Regions from separate parts of the Homo sapiens genome. Here region 1 is linked to region 2. A link is a loop called in an ENCODE intact Hi-C map of the cell type or tissue named here. Cell type or tissue: PC-3. All regions are shown on one strand. Links, peaks and the distances in the headings refer to the core of each region. The heading gives the core; the rest is flanking DNA.

The links. Peaks named below come from ENCODE experiments on the same cell type or tissue, not always from the same donor. Only the 100,000 strongest peaks of a DNase experiment are listed, where the experiment ranks them.
Region 1: it touches region 2 in a loop (6-fold over the local background); 3 of 110 quality-filtered maps call a loop at or near these places.

Annotation. Positions count from the first base shown.
Region 1 is chr14:79,409,596-79,417,935 of GRCh38, forward strand. The region is part of intron 15 of NRXN3 (neurexin 3); the gene reads left to right. Among named protein-coding and RNA genes, the nearest start is that of NRXN3-AS3, 220 kb to the right of the region's middle. In PC-3, for the core only: no CTCF peak of the experiment used is centred there; no DNase peak of the experiment used is centred there; H3K27ac peaks cover 2,801 bases.
Region 2 is chr14:79,275,618-79,283,957 of GRCh38, forward strand. The region is part of intron 15 of NRXN3 (neurexin 3); the gene reads left to right. Among named protein-coding and RNA genes, the nearest start is that of NRXN3-AS1, 200 kb to the left of the region's middle. In PC-3, for the core only: no CTCF peak of the experiment used is centred there; a DNase peak (open chromatin) is centred at 3,704; H3K4me3 peaks cover 4,138 bases; H3K27ac peaks cover 502 bases.

The DNA.
Region 1 (8,340 bases), core at 146-8,145, 130 kb after region 2:
AGTGTGTGTGTGTGTGTGTGTCTATATATATATATATATATATATATATCCTCAAAATTTTACCTAGAGTAAAAAAATGAAATGCCTACATTACATAAAGACCCATATGACAATATTAATTCTGTGAGCTGAGACATATTCATGCCAATTCTCCATACCTTCTCCCCCATTGCCCATTCTCCAGCCCTTTGTTGTTCACTGGTCCTAACTCTGCTTTCTTACTACAATGGCCCACTTACTGCATCCTTAGTTTTTGACATTTTGAAATCACAAGGTTCTCATATTAAGCATGGACATTTTCTTTACTTTTTTATTAATTACAACCACAGAACTTCTCTCGTCCCACTCCTTCTTGTTTTGTCTTTGGGTAAAAGGAATAAATTATATATTTATCATAAATTTTAACTCTACAAAATGGCCATATTTATACTTTCTTCAGATTTCTCTCAGTTCTAGTTAAGGTTTTTTTTTGGCTTCCATTTGCCCCTTATTTGATTATTATACTCCAAGTGGCTGAAGAAAAAATACATTCAATATAATCTGTCTGTAATTTTCATGTCTTCCTCATTACCGTAAAATATAATGCTTATTTGAGACACACACACACGCACACACACACGTGCATACTCTTGGCCTAGATCAACCACACAGATTCATTTATTTTACCTTCTCATTAATTAGACCCTCAAGCCTCTTAATGTTGTTTTAACACTAATTTGTTGAGTTCTTTCTGGCACCAAACTACCCCAAACTCCATGAAGAACTGAATCATCAATGTATTATTTATAGGGGCTTCTTTCGTGTGTTCGTTTAAAATGTAGTTATCTAATTAATTTATTAATTTATATTGTCAATAACTATTCCCAGAAGGTTTTTTTTTTTTCAGATCTACTAGAGAACTTAAAGCTTTTTCTTTTCCAGGAATGGCCAAAATATCCAGAAGGACAATATCAAGTAATAATTAAAGTTATAAGCTCTTGGTTTGAATTCTTGCTCCACTAGTTATGTGACCTTGAGCAAATTACTTAACTTCTCTGTGCCTTACTTTTGCCATTTGTGAAGTGGAAACTAAATAGCCTTTATGTCCCAGTAACAATGCAAAGTTTATTCATTGCCGATTAGAAGGGGCACACTGTTCAAGATGCTCATTAATTCATTCACTCATTTTATGTAATGACTCATTTATCAATCCTTTGTTGAGTCTCAACCACTGTCCTAGGTAATGCTGATACAATCTTATGTTTTGAAGCTCGCCACAAAATTTGATCACCACTAGAGCCAAGATTTAACACATTATTTCATTTAATAGCTATTTTGAGTCTTCAGGGTACAATTTACAGTTTTGGGGGGGAAGATGTAGGGAAATATGACTCGTCAGACTCAATTAAGTGCATTTACTCAGGGCTACCCATCTATTAAGTGGCATGGTTCTCTAACCCCATAGTTCATTCTCTTTTTCTGTGCACCACTAGTAGGTTTTGCATAAGGTAATTTTGTCCAAGTGGTTACTGTGTGGGTCCTGTTCACAATCTTGATCATGATTGTATTCCAACTTCTATGTCAGAGTTTGCAAGCATGTGGCTTATAAACTCAAGATGGCTGGTACAATGTTGTTCAATATTTAATGGAGGGGTATTACCAAGATCTAGTTTTCTAGGTTTTCTTGAGAAATTAGAAAATCTGGCAACACTAAGTTTGTAATAATACCAGGGACAACTAGCCAAACTGCCCTATTTTGTTGAATCATGTGCTGTCTAAGTCCTCACAGTCCTTGCCACCCCCAACCCTGCAATCATCCTACATGTAGTGTTTCTATTTATCATTGTATTTTTGCTTTTATATCTCTTACATCTTGTCACATTGTATAGCCTGTCTAGCATTTGAATTTTTGACTCCTGTTTTAAGCTAGAGATATGCTTGTCACTGAACACGACTTGAATAAGGAAATGAGTAATAATTATGACTCTACATGCCCTTTATAGTACACAAAGAACTTTTTAAACAACCATGTTATACTGCTACTTTGATTTTACAGTAGTTTGCTCCAAATGAGTCAAATGGTATGTAGTAGAGTCATAATTAGAATCCAGAACAATTGGTGTAAGTCTAGTGCTTTTCTCATTTATCTGTCATTCATTCATTTATTGACATATTTATTCAACAAGTAAACAATTATAAGTAAATGTCAAATATATTCTAGACCGTATAGTGGATGCTAGAGATATAGATGTGACTAAGATACAGTCCCAGGCTTTAAGAAGCTCATAGTCTATTTAGGAATGACAGATAAACGGATTTTTCTGAGTGCATTGTGATGTGAACTGAGAAATACACAGGGTATGTACAAGGTGCCATGTTAACATCAAATGGCATGTGATTGATTTTATCTGTGACTCAGACATACCTCTGCCACTGTAGGGAGTAGTATAATTGACATGGGATCCTGGCCAGTCTCCTTATGGTGATGGTGGTTAATCTACATGTCCCTGAGTATCATGGTCTTTACAGAAGCAGGAGAGTGAAATGTAAAAAGTGCTGGAATGGAAATCAGGGCACCAAGTATATATGGTCCTGGCTCTGACATTTGCTTGCTCCTTGACGTTAGAAAAATCGTTGAATTTATGTGTGCCTAAATATCTTCACCAAAAAATAAGGAGGCATAAGAGGGGAGATACCAGATCTTACAAAATAAGTAGGTTTTATTTACAAATACTTATGGATTAGTGGGGGCCCTTTCACTAGGCTACAAAGAATTTGAGGCTCTATCTATGCTTAGTTTTAAAGAATGCTATGGTCAAAGAAGCTATGTTTGTCATAGGCACTAGAGGAAGGGATAGAAAGATTCTGAGATCTAGGGGCAAAAGGGATTTTGAGAGTGCAAGTGAATTAAAAAGCTAGGATCAGCTGGCTCAGTGGCTCACGCCTGTAATCCCAGCACTTTGGGAGGCTGAGGTGGGTGGATCATTTGAGTTCAGGAGTTTGAGACCAGCCTGGCCAACATGATGAAACCCCATCTACTAAAAAAAAAATACAAAAAAGTAGCCAGGGGTGGTGACCTGTAATCCCAATCCCAGCTACTAGGGAGGCTAAGGCAATAGAATCGCTTGAACCCAGGTGGCGGAGGTTGTAATGAGCCGAGATCACACCACTGCACTCCAGCCTGGGTGACAGAGCAAGACTCTGTCTCAAAAAAAAAAAAAAAAAAAAAAAAAGGCTGAGATCAAGTTTCTGCTGCAAGGACATTTTCATTAGTTAAAATAAGAAGGGGCTAATACCAATAAAATGCATAGCAAGTTGACTATTCAAACCAAAAGGCCTCCAGTTGAAGTTGTGTTTTAATTTAAGCACTAGTAGGGCCCAGCAAATCAAATATTGAAAGATGCTAAAATTAGTCTGATTACTTTGTGAGTCATCAAATTGATTTGACTGTCCTTGCCCTTCATATAATGTCCCAATAGACACTTAACCTGACTCTACTTCCTTGAATTTGGCAAAGTAAGCACGATCATTGGAGTTACTGCTTTTGGGATTATTTATTTATCACATCACCTCTGCCATCATTACTTCCCACTCGTCTTTGTTTGGCTTACTTTCTACTGTGCTTCTCTCTATCAAATCTTTGCACCTCCTTAGGAAGATCTGGAAGTCACCTCTCTGTAAATCTGAGAAGTTATTTTCATTGTTGTTGGATGATAATGCTTAAGCCAGTGTTGGAGGCTGCACAAGTAAATTACATGGTTTTAGAAGCACCTCCTCCTTCCATCTGTGCTGTTTGGTTGTATTCTTTATTGGATCTGGGATGATATGACTTCTTTGCCTGGGGCTGTTGCTGCCATTACGCAGTTTTGGATTCACTGTTGCTTCATACCAATGTTGGTGCTGTAAATGTACATGATAAGAGTTCCACAGTGAGATGGACTACAAGACTTCTGGACCCAGAGCCCCCTAAAACTAGATCCAAGACCAGATTATGCACTGCTACTGAGGTTGGCCTGCTATGGTACAGACTGCTCCTCCTTCCCCAAGGATACAGGCACTTTTACATAGAGGGTACAACAGATCTTGACCTGCAGGTGTTCAAAAATCGACTCATAACTTCCCTCCTCTTATATCTATCTTATCAGTAAACAAATATTAATAAGTCATAGGAATGAAACATGCGACTCTTTTTGGTTTTGTTGGAGTGATCATGCCAGAACTGGGACTTTCTAATCTTGAATTCAAATCATGAGAGTTAAGCCTGTCATGAACTGTGAGTGCAAGCTGACCCAGGAACCATGTGGTTCTCAAAAAAAAAAAAAAAAAAAAAAGCTTATGGCTCTTTTTGTGCCACAATGGCAGAATTGAGTCATTGCTACAGGCAGTGCATGGCCTGCAAAACCTGTGATATTATTCTCTGCTCTGATATTAACATAGCTGGAATGTGCCCCAAATGTATTTCAATCAAGAGCTTTCATGTATTTTTTGAAATAACCTGGATAAGAAAATCCAGATTTTAGACTCACCATTCTGCGGGGGAGTGGGGGCGGCAGGGGGTCATTGATCCTGTTTGTTTTCTCTCTTGCATGCTGTCCTTGGAGATCAGAGGATTGATGTTTGAGTAAGAAATGCAGAATAGGACCATATGTTAGGCAGGGTTATAGACAGTAAAGCAGGTCAGCATCCTATAACTTGATGACTCAATCATCCTAACATTATGCCATCTGGGCGCTGATACTGTTCAGCTCTCCCTTTTCTTATGAAAAGTTTGACTCAGGTCAAATAGGGTGTCTTTTTTTGTTTCCTTAGAATTTTGTTTTCTCTTCCTTTTAGGGATTAGTTCTTTTAGTCCCACCTTTGAGATAAATTTTATAATTTCAAATTTTGAATTCTGATCTAAACCCTCAACTGTTCTTTCTCCCACAGTAAAGAAGTTAAAGCAATCGTAGCAAAAAATGTAGAGAGTATTTCTTTCCCCATCCCCAACTTTACTGAGATATAATTGACGAATAATATCATATGTATTCAGGGAGTACAACATAATGTTTGATGTATATATACATTGTAAAATGATTACCACAATCAAGCTAATTAACATATCCATCACCTCACATAGCTACCGTGTGTGTGTGTTTGTGTGTGTTAAGAATATTTCAGGTTCACTCTTAGCACATTTTAAGTATACAATACATTATCATTAACTGTAGTCTCCATACTCTATATTAGGTCTCCAGAATGTATTCATCTTATAACCTAAGTTTGTACTATTTGACCCACACCTCCCCATTTCCCCTATTTCCTGACCCCTGGTAACCACACTTCTACTCTCTGTTTCTATACATTCAACTTTTTTAGATTCAATATATAAGTGAGATCATGCAGTATTTGTATTTCTGTTTCTAGATTATTTTACTCTGCATAATGTCCTCTAGGTTTATCCATGTTTTTGCAAATATCAGAATACCCTTCTTTGTCACAGGATGAATAATATTTCTATATATATGTGTGTTTATACATGCATACATATCTCTCTCACACATTTTCTTTGTCCATTCATCTGCACGGACACTCAGGTTGATATAATGTCTTGGCTTTTGTGAATAATGCTGCAATGAATGTAAGAGTGCAGATATCTATTCAAGGTACTGATTTCACATTTTTTGGATACATAATTGGTCCTCCATATCCATGGATTTTACATTTATGAATTCAACCAACTGTGGATCAAAAATATTTGAAAAAAATGTGTCTGTACTAAACATGTACAGTTTTTTTCTTGTCATTATTCCCTAAACGATACAGTGTAACAACTATTTACTTAGCATTTACATTGTATTAGGAACTTAAGTATCTTAAAGATGATTTAAAGTATATGGAAAGATATGCTTAGGTTTTATGCAAATCTGATGTCATTTCATGGGAGGGTCTTGAACATCTGAAGATTTTTGTGTCTGTGGGAGGTCCTGAAACCAACCCCTGTGGATACTGAAGGATAACTGTTACTCAAAAGAGGGATTGCTGGATCATATAAAGTTATTTTCTTAATGCATTCATGTATGCACTAGTGTGTGTATGCCTCTATACACCCATGCCTGTCACTCTATGACCTGTTGTCATATCTGTACATTCATGTAACAATCGCCATGTTTAAGAAATGTAGCATTGAGCCTATGTCTTAACTGATGTATCCTGTTTCAATCTATCTTGAAGTGGCCAATCACCCTATCCCCAAAGATACTGCTACTCAAAGCATGGTCCCTGAACCATCTAGGAACTTATTACAAATGCAGAACCAGAGAACTCATGCCTGATATACTGAATTGGAATCTGCATTTAACAGATTTCTTGGTGACTCATATACATGTTAAAGGTTGTGAACACTGTTCTAAGAAATGTCTTCACTTCTTATTCCTTTGGCTTGCAGTGATTAATTGGGTAGAGGAGGCAGCATATCAGAATCATTATGAAGCTTAAAATAAAGTGTGCCTGGGTTTTAGACCCAAGATTAAATCTGAAGCGAAACCAAATGTCTGTATTTTTTAATGATTCCAAAGGCAATCCTGATGTACCCAACACAGGGCAAGGGTATATATTGCAAGGAGTCACAGAATCTTTTTATTCTTTTCTTTTAAACCTCCTGGCAACCTTCTCTTTTGCTGCCTGGTCAACAAAGATTATCTAATGTGGTTGATCAGCTTTTCACTGTCCCGTTCATTCTTATGACAATTTGCCCTAACTATGCACAAACTGAGAACTCTTTTTAAGGGTAAATAAATGTTCTCATTCATCCTCACAATTGATTTAAAATATTGTAACATTTTCTAAATATGTACAAACAGAAAGCTATCTCATAGTTCTTGTATGACCAGAAAGTTATTGAAATTTTACAAATCAAATGCAAACAATACCATGTAAATGAAGAACATTAACGTGGCAGATGACATTTTCCTGAGAATAAAGCTCTACTTGCAACATAAATACAACACAATTGCTATATTTTAGGTTCTTTAGAATTTGGCACATTTTACTGCTGTATGCCTTGTGATTTCTCAGTTCTGTTATTATTTGTCTCTGTTTGAACCCATGCAAAACCTTCATCCACACAGCTTAGACTGTCATTCAGCCCTCTCTTTCTGCAAATAAATCTAATATATGTCTATAGTCAGCCCACTTTTCTTCTATGCAGATTTCATTAATGAAAGTAGTAATTCTTGTCAGTGTGATTGCAAGCACAAACTCAAAGATAACATTACATGGCAGTCCTTGGTTGGCAATTGAATGGTCAGTATTCAGTTGAAAGGTCATCAACCAGAAATATGGTTAGCCATTTTTTAGAAGAAAACAAATTAGAAAAAAGTATGGATAACAACTTTGGACACCAAAGAATATTTCTATAATATTTCCTGCTCAGTCTGTAGTGGAAGGCAGTAGAGAATAGAACTTACAAACATAGCCTTGGAGTGAGAAAGATCTGGAAACTATTTATGATAGTTCTACTTACTAGATGCATCTCTTGGAACAAGATTCTTCGCTTCTCTGTAACTTGGTTTCCTCGTGTGTATGATGGAGATGATTATTATCTATTTCATAGGCCAGGAATAGGTATGATATGCAAGAAGCACCTGTGGCCCTATCTTAGCACATCATAAGGACTAAGTTATCAGGAGCTATTTTAACTATTATAATGATGTTATCATTGTTGCATCTTTATTATAAATGTGAACATTAAGTTTTTATTAATTAAACCTGCCACATATTTCTTCCATTTGCTTCATTGTACTCTTAAGATGTTTATTCATTTTTCTCACTTCTTGCTTTAAGAACCTGGTTATTACAGAGGTGAAAAATCCCATCAAAATGCTAGAGAATTTGGCACAATTATTGCTTATATTTCTCCTATTGCTGCTTTTACTGCTGTAGCTGCCTCCTGAACTGCTGCTGCTGCTACCATGGCTTCTAGATGCTTCTTTGACAATTTATTTATTTTCCAGTGGAACCCATCTGTGAAGAAGCCCTTCATAGCAGTAATATCCTGGGGCTGGGCACTACTACAATAATGATGCTTTCGTTAATCACCCCATGTAATTTTAGTTTTTGCTGATAAATACTACAATAAATCGATTGAAACTGATGAAAATAGCTCAAAATTTAGAGACATACAGTATTTCATTTTACCATCAGCGTATTTCTATGTTTATGCAATAGGGATTGAAAAAGTTCAATCCCCATGCTCAAAAACACATACTTCCAGCTCTCTGAGATGATATGCCAGACAGGGCTTTTGATTAGAAGCCTTATTTTTTTGCCTAGTTCTAGCTTCTGTATGAGTGGAGACTTTATTAACAAAGGTAGGTTTGGAGC
Region 2 (8,340 bases), core at 119-8,118:
CAAAGAATCTCCAGACTATCACATAGCCGAGGCACAGACCAAAACAAGATAAAGGGTCTGATGGGTAAAGATGCTCACACCTTACCCTGGGACATTCTCTTGCAGGGTGAGGATGGGGGGGGGGACATTTAAAAAGCAAGAGGAGAAGGTTTATAATACCAGTTCTAAAGCCTGAAGTAATATAGGGGTTTTTTAAAATTGTATTCCATTTAGAAATTTCAGGATCCAAAGAGTATGGTTAGGATTCCGTGGGGGGTTTATTCAAGTGGAGCTAAGCGTGGTTGTTCCTGTGAAATTATTTATATTTTTCAACTTGAAATCTGGGTGAGCATAGTGTTTCTAAATCTATTTCTCTTCTTTTCTATCTTAAAAGTGGACTCTCATTTTCATCCTGTAGCTATACACTTGATTCCCAAGTGTTATCACTCAAGGGACCCACTAGAAAAGCCAACTCAAGAGGAAGAGGAGAGCTTTTGATGGTAGGACAAGGGATGACAAATCCTTCAGCTGGAACTCTAGCTACAGGCAGTATTTAGAAAGTATCACTGGAGCTAAAAATCTTTAAAAATGTATTTAATGTGTTAGACTAATATAGGCTCTAAAAGACCTAAAAAGAACAGGATCCAGAAAAGAAGTCGAAATAGGAATGTGTTAACTAGAGGGAGGGGCAGGAGGGATAAGAAACACATGAAAAAATTAACAGTGGGGTAAATTGGAGAGGGACATTCATTTTATTAGGATAATTGGGGGTTGTCTCTTTGTAGTGGAAGAAGTAAAATAGACCTGTCTTACATTTGTCCTCTGAAGAGTCTTCTCAGTATTTAACTGTGTTCCCAAATGGAATCAGCCTTACCAAAATTCACGGTGACTTCTTTTGACATTTTGCAAAAAGTAAATAAATAAATTATAAGTATGACAAGTGAAATGAATAGTTCCAGCTGTGATGCACCAGCAGCATTTCCAGATTTTGTACTGCATTAAGGATTTATTTTCTCTTTATTGCCTAGCAGAGAATTAATTGGAAGGTCCATCTAAGCTTCCCACACATCCTCAGAATGAAGTCAAAGCAGTCTCCAATGCTCAATGCCAATTAAAAAAAAAAAAAAAAAAGAAAAACAGTAAGTGGGTAGGTGGTCAGTTTATCAACTCTGGAAAAGCTTGTCTTTGAGGATTCACACTGCTAAAGCCAGACAAACGCATCAGCAAAATTAATGGCATAAGGAAAATGTGAGTATGAGATTGGCAATTGATTCACTGAGTTCGTTCATTCAGCCAGTATTTACTGAGCCCGTATGATGTGCTACCTATTTTTTCACACACACAGAAAACAGGAGAAAATGAAGACTCAGCCCTCAGAGAGCTTATAACCATTTTAAGGAGATAAACTATGAACAAGTATACAGATAAAATAATTTCAGACACTGGAGAGTGCTGTCAAGGAAATAAAACAAGGTAATGGGAGGGGATGCCTTCCAGGGGTGGTGGTCAACTTTAAATGAGGACCAGAGAGGGTCTCTGAGGAGGTGACATTTGAAATGCACCCATCACATGAAAATCTTGGGGAAAAGCCTTCCAGACAGAAGGGGCCAACAATGCTATAAAGGCCTTGGGATGAGAAAAAACTTCCCACGATCAAAGCAGAAAGACCTGGGGAACTAGAGAGTAGGGAGGAATGGGGCATCTGGCAGGAGATGGAGCTGAAGCATTAGAGTTAAGCAGAGTCATCTAGGCCGCCTTAAGGCCAAAAGTGCAGTGGAAATCCACCTGGGGACTAAATCAAGGAGTGGTTGAATTGAGTGGAAATTATCATGGATATTTAGGATATTAAGAATTTTTTCTGGCTTTTCTAGCAATAATAGCATAAGACCCTAACCATGTACTTAACCTGTTCTTCACCTTTTTAGAGCTTCAGCTTATTTTTCTAGTGGACAAAGAATATTGCCACTGTTTGTCAGGTGCTCTACCAGATACTGTATATTTTCTCATTTTAAACCCCCAACAACCTCGAGAGGGAGGCATATTCCTCATTTTACAGAGGAGGAAACTGAGGTTTCAATGGAATGTCCATAAACCACCCCTTCCCCTTGCTGTGGTGTCCCTGAGAGCATGCTGCTGGTTTAAGACACTGCGTGGGGGCACACCCAAAAGTATGCAAGACCTTGTCAGAGGGCCATTTCCTGGGGGGCTGTGGATCCTGGACCACCCTTACAAATGAGAGCCAGGGCAGTTAGGGTGACTGTGTGCATCATTTACTACGGGCAGCTTGAAGCTTTTGGAGGACACCAATTTCAGAACCAGAATACCAGTTCACTGCCATAAATTCTGAAATGGACTTGATGTATGACCTTGAAGGCAAATCACCTGTAGGTTTGGTCTTTTTGTTAGAGAGACATAATGCTGTTTCCTCAACACCTCCTTGGGGTGTCTCAAGGATGAATAGGGCTGTCTTAATCCCTGTTCTTTATCCTCAGGGGGTTTGAAATGAGAGTGGAGTATATAATAGGTGCTATAAGCTCCTTTTAAAAAAGCCTCCTAAATACAACATATATATGTTTTAACCAGCAAGTATTGTTCACTCACCTCCCCTTCCTCCCTGCAAATGTAATGGGCTTTTTACCCAAGGTGAATGGTAGGAGGGAGTCAAAGCTAGCAAGACCTGTGTGGACAACAACCTGGCCTGAGAGGGCAGCCTGTTGGGTTTGTCCTTCCTGCGCATGAGACATACTGGAGGGGTGGATGCCGCCTAGTCCACAGTGTTACCGTGTCCTGGCAGAGCCTTGGGTCAGTCCCCTCCTGGAGTCACAGATGGCCACGACAGAGGACAGGTGCTGCCATTCTGGCTCTCCCCTGCGTGTTCAGTCGTGAGGTAAACACCGTGCTGTCTTTGATGCCCAGCGCCCAGGGGACTTCACCCACCTGGGGCAGCCCTTCTGCAGCCAGTTCCGGACAGGCGCCAGTCACTTCTCTTTGAGCCAGCCGACTTGGCCCTCTCCCCTTCTGAAGTTTTTTGATCAGGACTACAGGCGCGGACGATAACCTCTGGATTTTGAATCCCAACAGTGTCCTATCCACCACCGGGGGTGGCAGCCACCTTCTGGAAGGACTGCCAATCACGGAGCCCTTCACCCTTTGGAGTCCCCAGGCCACCGCTCCACCTTCACTTTTGGGAGTCCGGACTCAGATTCCCATCATTCGCCCTGCGGGAGGGGCCCTGGGCATTTTAACCCCGGGAGACACACGCGCCTGGAGAGTGGTCGCCCAAGCCACCGCCAGGCAGGGAGGAGCGCGCGTGCGGCACCACCGCGTGCAGCAGCTCCAGCGCTCGCGCTGCCTCAAGGGGTTTATTTTTATTTCTATTTGGAGCTACTTCGGCCTTAGCCGCCGCCCTTACTTTTCCTCCGAAATTGTGAGAAGGTGCCTTCATGGCTGGAGTTTGGTTTCACGCGCCTGGGAGAAGAGCAGGGCACGGGTGATAAAGAAGGCGCAGTGTCGGTCTGTCGGTGTCACACACGCGCGCACACACGGCGGGGCGGGAGCCGCGCGAGCGAGAGGAGGGCGGGCGGCGTGTGCTGGAGGCTCGCGCGGGTGTATACGAGCCTGTGCTTGAATGGGAAGGGCCGGGATTCCGGGTCGCTCTGGCCCCTCCTTCCTCCGGAGCCAGCCAGTCCCTCGGCAGAGCGCTGGGGCTGCACTGATTTGCTCTCGGGAGTGCGCTATTTGCATATGACTTGCCCATTTGTGAATTTGGCTCCCCAACTCCTCGCTTCACTTCACCTGTGCCTCCCTGGTCCGCGCACTTCGCAGGCGCCCGCCCGCCTCTCGGCCACCTCTGCAGCCTGCCAGGCACCTCCTCTTGCGCTCTCGCTGATTTCGCCCACCCACCTCCCTCCACCCCGTGCCACGTTGGTTTGGGTGGCTGCTCCGCACCGGGTTCCTCCTCCTCTCCTCTTTCCCTCCAGTCCTTCTTATTCTCTTCCTCTGGCTGCGGTGGCTGCTGCTGCTGCTGGTTTTCATCCAGTTGGGAAACCCAGGAAGCCGGCGGCTGCTCCGTGGCGCTAGTCCAGCACGCCCAGGGTTAAAAGCCTCGCGCCCTTCCGCGGAGACTCCCAGGAACACCCGAAGAACTCTTCCACCTGCAGCCCCCTTTTGCCTGGCAGTTCTGCATTGCATCTCATGGAAGTGGAAACAGGAAAATAAAAATGTTCAAACTCCTTGGATGTTGGGATAAACTCACCTGAACCCACTTGGGTTCGGGCTGCCTCCTTCTCTTCCTTCATTGCCACCTTTCCTCTGTGTGGCTCCCGGGAGTGTGCGGTTAAGTCATCAGACTCGAAGTGCCTAGAGATCCGGAGGAAGCCGCGCCGGTCTTCCCCTGACATGCGTGGCATGCCGGGGCTCCGTAGGAGGTTTGCTATACCTGGGAGGACCCTGGCATTCTAAATTTCAGCTCCGGGAAAGAGAAGGGGCTTTTTGCCTTTTATCTTTTTTTTTTCTTTCTTTAAGTAGTAATTTTTTAACTGATTCATTGTTTGGAAAGCGCATATTGCTTCCCTCTTCCCCGAATTCTGGCAACTCTTCCTCCTGCTATGATGGGCCCTTGGGCATCATGAACTTCATTACTCCTCACTGGCTGGAATTCAAACTGCCCATCTGTAGTGGTCCCGTGCGTTGACCATGCACCTGAGAATCCACGCGAGACGGAGCCCTCCTCGCCGGCCGGCCTGGACGCTTGGGATCTGGTTCCTGTTCTGGGGATGTATCGTCAGCTCTGTATGGAGTTCTTCTAATGTAGCTTCCTCCTCCTCCACCTCTTCCTCGCCGGGGTCTCACTCTCAGCACGAGCACCATTTCCATGGCAGCAAGCATCACTCAGTGCCTATTTCTATCTATCGTTCCCCTGTTTCCCTTCGAGGAGGACACGGTAGGTCTCTCTGCTCTTTATCCTTTTAATGGGGCATAGCAATTCGCTAACCCACTAGCCTTGCAGGTAGTGTCAAAGGTGGGAAGGGAATTTAAAAAAAATGAATTTAAAATGATGAAAAGCATCGTATGTCCATGAGGGAAGCAAATTTCTACTTTCTCATAAAGGTTAGTGTTTTCTGCCCCTAGCCTCCGACAACCATCTCCACTTTTCTCTAAAGGGTTCTTTTCCCCTTAGCTCCCTCATTCATAGCTGCACAGACACCACACTCTCTCTTTTGCAACCTTCTACTCTCTCCACCCCCACGGAGACAGGCAACTTATCAGGTGAGTCCCAGTGCTGTACTTGGAGAAATATTCATTCACCTTGCTTTCACCCTTCTTTGCTGTGGTCTTGCTTGGGAGCTAGTGGGGGTGGGGTGGGAATAGCTGACAACAGGAATCAGGTTTTCAGCCTGAAGTTGATTGAACTGTTATAAAGTAGCCTGTGTGGTAATGGTCAGGGAAAAGTAGCCGAACATAAGAAGGCAGAAAATATAATTAACAACCTGTGGCCATTTGTGTTGAATTTGGCAGCTTTATGTTTGTCCACATATCTAGTGGAAAAAGCAGCTATCTCTAAAACTACACATCTACTATTGCTATCAGAAAGGAAGCAATATGTAAGATAAGGCTAAGTTCATTTATAATTTACCCAAGTGTAAATGACAGTAACTTGGATTCCCCGTGTATGCAAATGTTATTTCATCTTTAGGTAGCAGAGATGGGCTTGTTCACACAATACAGGTACGATGGGTTTTACTCCAAACAACCCTCCTTACATGGCTATTGAGGGAAGAGATCTATGGCTCTGAAAATGATACTCAGCTGTTAGCCGGCTGCCTCTAAAAGGGCGATGTCTGCAGCTAAGGTAGGAGCTTGCTGTGGTAAACTGTTCTAAAGAAAGGAGCTTCTTAATTTGTTTACTATGCACTCCACTCTGATGGTAAGGAGAGTAGGACACACAGAAATGGAGACTGGTCTTGCTTGGGAGCTAGTGGGGGTGGGGTGGGAATAGCTGACAACAGGAATCAGGTTTTCAGCCTGAAGTTGATTGAACTGTTATAAAGTAGCCTGTGTGGTAATGGTCAGGGAAAAGTAGCCAAATATAAGAAGGCAGAAAATATAATTAACAACCCGTGGCCATTTGTGTTGGTTTTGGCAGCTTTATGTTTGCAGGAACAGCCCTCCAGGGAACATGAGCGTGAACCATACTAGGGGGTTCCTGCCCTTGTATTTTGAAGACTGATAACATCCAGACCCTATTTGGAAAGTTGATTCTTCCTGCTGCCTCCTAGCCCTGAGCTTTGGCTTTATGCTGTCTGTAGTGTAAGTGGAAGCACATTGAGAAAATGCCAGCACATACTCTGGCTCTTTTTGACTCTGTCTTTAAATTTTATTTGATGGAGTTGTCAAGCAGCTCACAGCTTGTAAGGTTGGTGGAGGGGGATGGTGAAAAGAAGGGATTGCTTGATCTTGATCTGGTGGCTCTTTTCTCTGTGACTCCTGCTGGGTCTGGTGTTGGCTCCCTTAAAAAAGAAAGAAGCAAACAAACCTAGGAGAAAAAAGAGCCACAACCACCAAAAAAGCAATTTCATTGACATGGAAACTTAGCTCCTAAGGGGGAGAGGGACTGGGGGGAGCGGGTAAGACAGGAAAAAAAGAGGGAGTGGGAGATAGGGGAAGCCAGAGAGACTGTTACTAATAGCCATAATTAAACACGGAAATGCTCAGAGATTAGCTAAATTTTGCTAATTACTGTAAATGATCAGCAGGGAGAGGAAGATTATGCATTACAGGTTATGGGTGGCAGGGTCTTGATATCTTTTGTTCGGGTTGTAAACAGTTACAGCAGATACTAGTAAGTGATGGAATTTGCAGAGCAGTACTTCCCTAGGGTCCCTAAGTCAGAGTCAGTCTCTCTCTCTCTCTCTCTCTCATAAAGGGGTTGAGCCTTGCACAGGTTAAACATGACCCTTTATTTAGTTTATTTCTTCAACGATTGGTTGCTCAGTCTCCTTTAAATCTTTTTGACTGGTCCCCAGTCTAGTTTCTCATTAACCTACATCTGATAAGGTTCAGTGTGATGGAAAATAAGAAGAAAGTAAGTAAATGGCTAGAGACCCCAGAAAAGGCCCTCAGACTCACCAGAGCTGTAGAGTACAGTGAACTCCATCCAGGGTCTGGCATGGCTGAGATAAGAAAACTCATGAATTCAGCTCTTCAGAATCCTCTTTCAATCCTGAAGTCCCAACTCATTGATTTGGGGCTTGGAGAGTGAATGCATCTGTATTAAGTAGACTCCTTGCATATTTAATTGGTGTTTTTGAGCATAAAATCAAGAGAAGCAGCAATCAACAAAATATCCCTACCTCTGGCTTCCATCCTGCACCCAAGCTGTGACCCTTTGCGTCTCTAACTAAAAGGACCAGAAGACCCCACAGAGCTTTGCTAATGCACTTCTCATTCTTACTTGGTGTACACTTGCTTTTTCCTAGTCCAAGACAAAGACCTAGCTAACAGCAATTGTTTTAAAAAATATTTTTGGATGGAGGTGGTAGGAGGCATGGCACCAAGAGACTGATGGTTGTTATTGATGATTTACTGCCAATCTTATTCCAGAGTTAAAGGCAGCACTCTCTGTTGTCTGTGAAAAAGTAAATGCCCTTGATTTTGGTATGAAAGAAAACTAGAGCCTTGAGTCCAAGAATCTTCTTTGGACTTAAGAGATTGTTGTTTTTTTAACTACACTTGCTCTTCCCTTGCCCATTTCCTGAGAAGCCAAAGTCCTCAAAGCTGCTGTTCATCAGTTGGTGCTCCCACCCCCTTTCTCTACTATCCAGACCTATAGAGAGATTCATGCTAAGACAGATGGAAGAAACAGAAATCCTCCAAATAGCTGATATTTTACCTACACTTTTGCCTGTGCTTGGTTCCAAGCTTTAGAAAATTGGTTATATTATAGATTTGCTTAAAGCCTTTATCCCAGGACAGCCTAGAGGATGCTGGGATTCTTTGTAAATTAGGGAGACTAAGGCCACACTTACCTGGGGTGCCCCCAAAAAATCTCACATTAGGATTGTGTTTCAGGATAGGATTAACCTTCTTCTTAATGGGAATCTAGTAGGCTCTTCCCCATTCTGTTAGAGTCCTCACCCCACTTTCATGCTCTCTTCTGTTCACCAGTCAGTCAATACTCTTTGAGCACATACTCTGTGCCAGGCTGTGGGCTACTGCTGAAGATACAGAACCGAATAAGACATTGTGGTGTTCAGCTAGGAATAATTGCAAAAGTATATATATATATGCTTCCATATTTTAAAAAGTGCAAGGAGTGGGTGGAGATCCAAATACCAAGCGAAATTAATACAAAATCAAAAT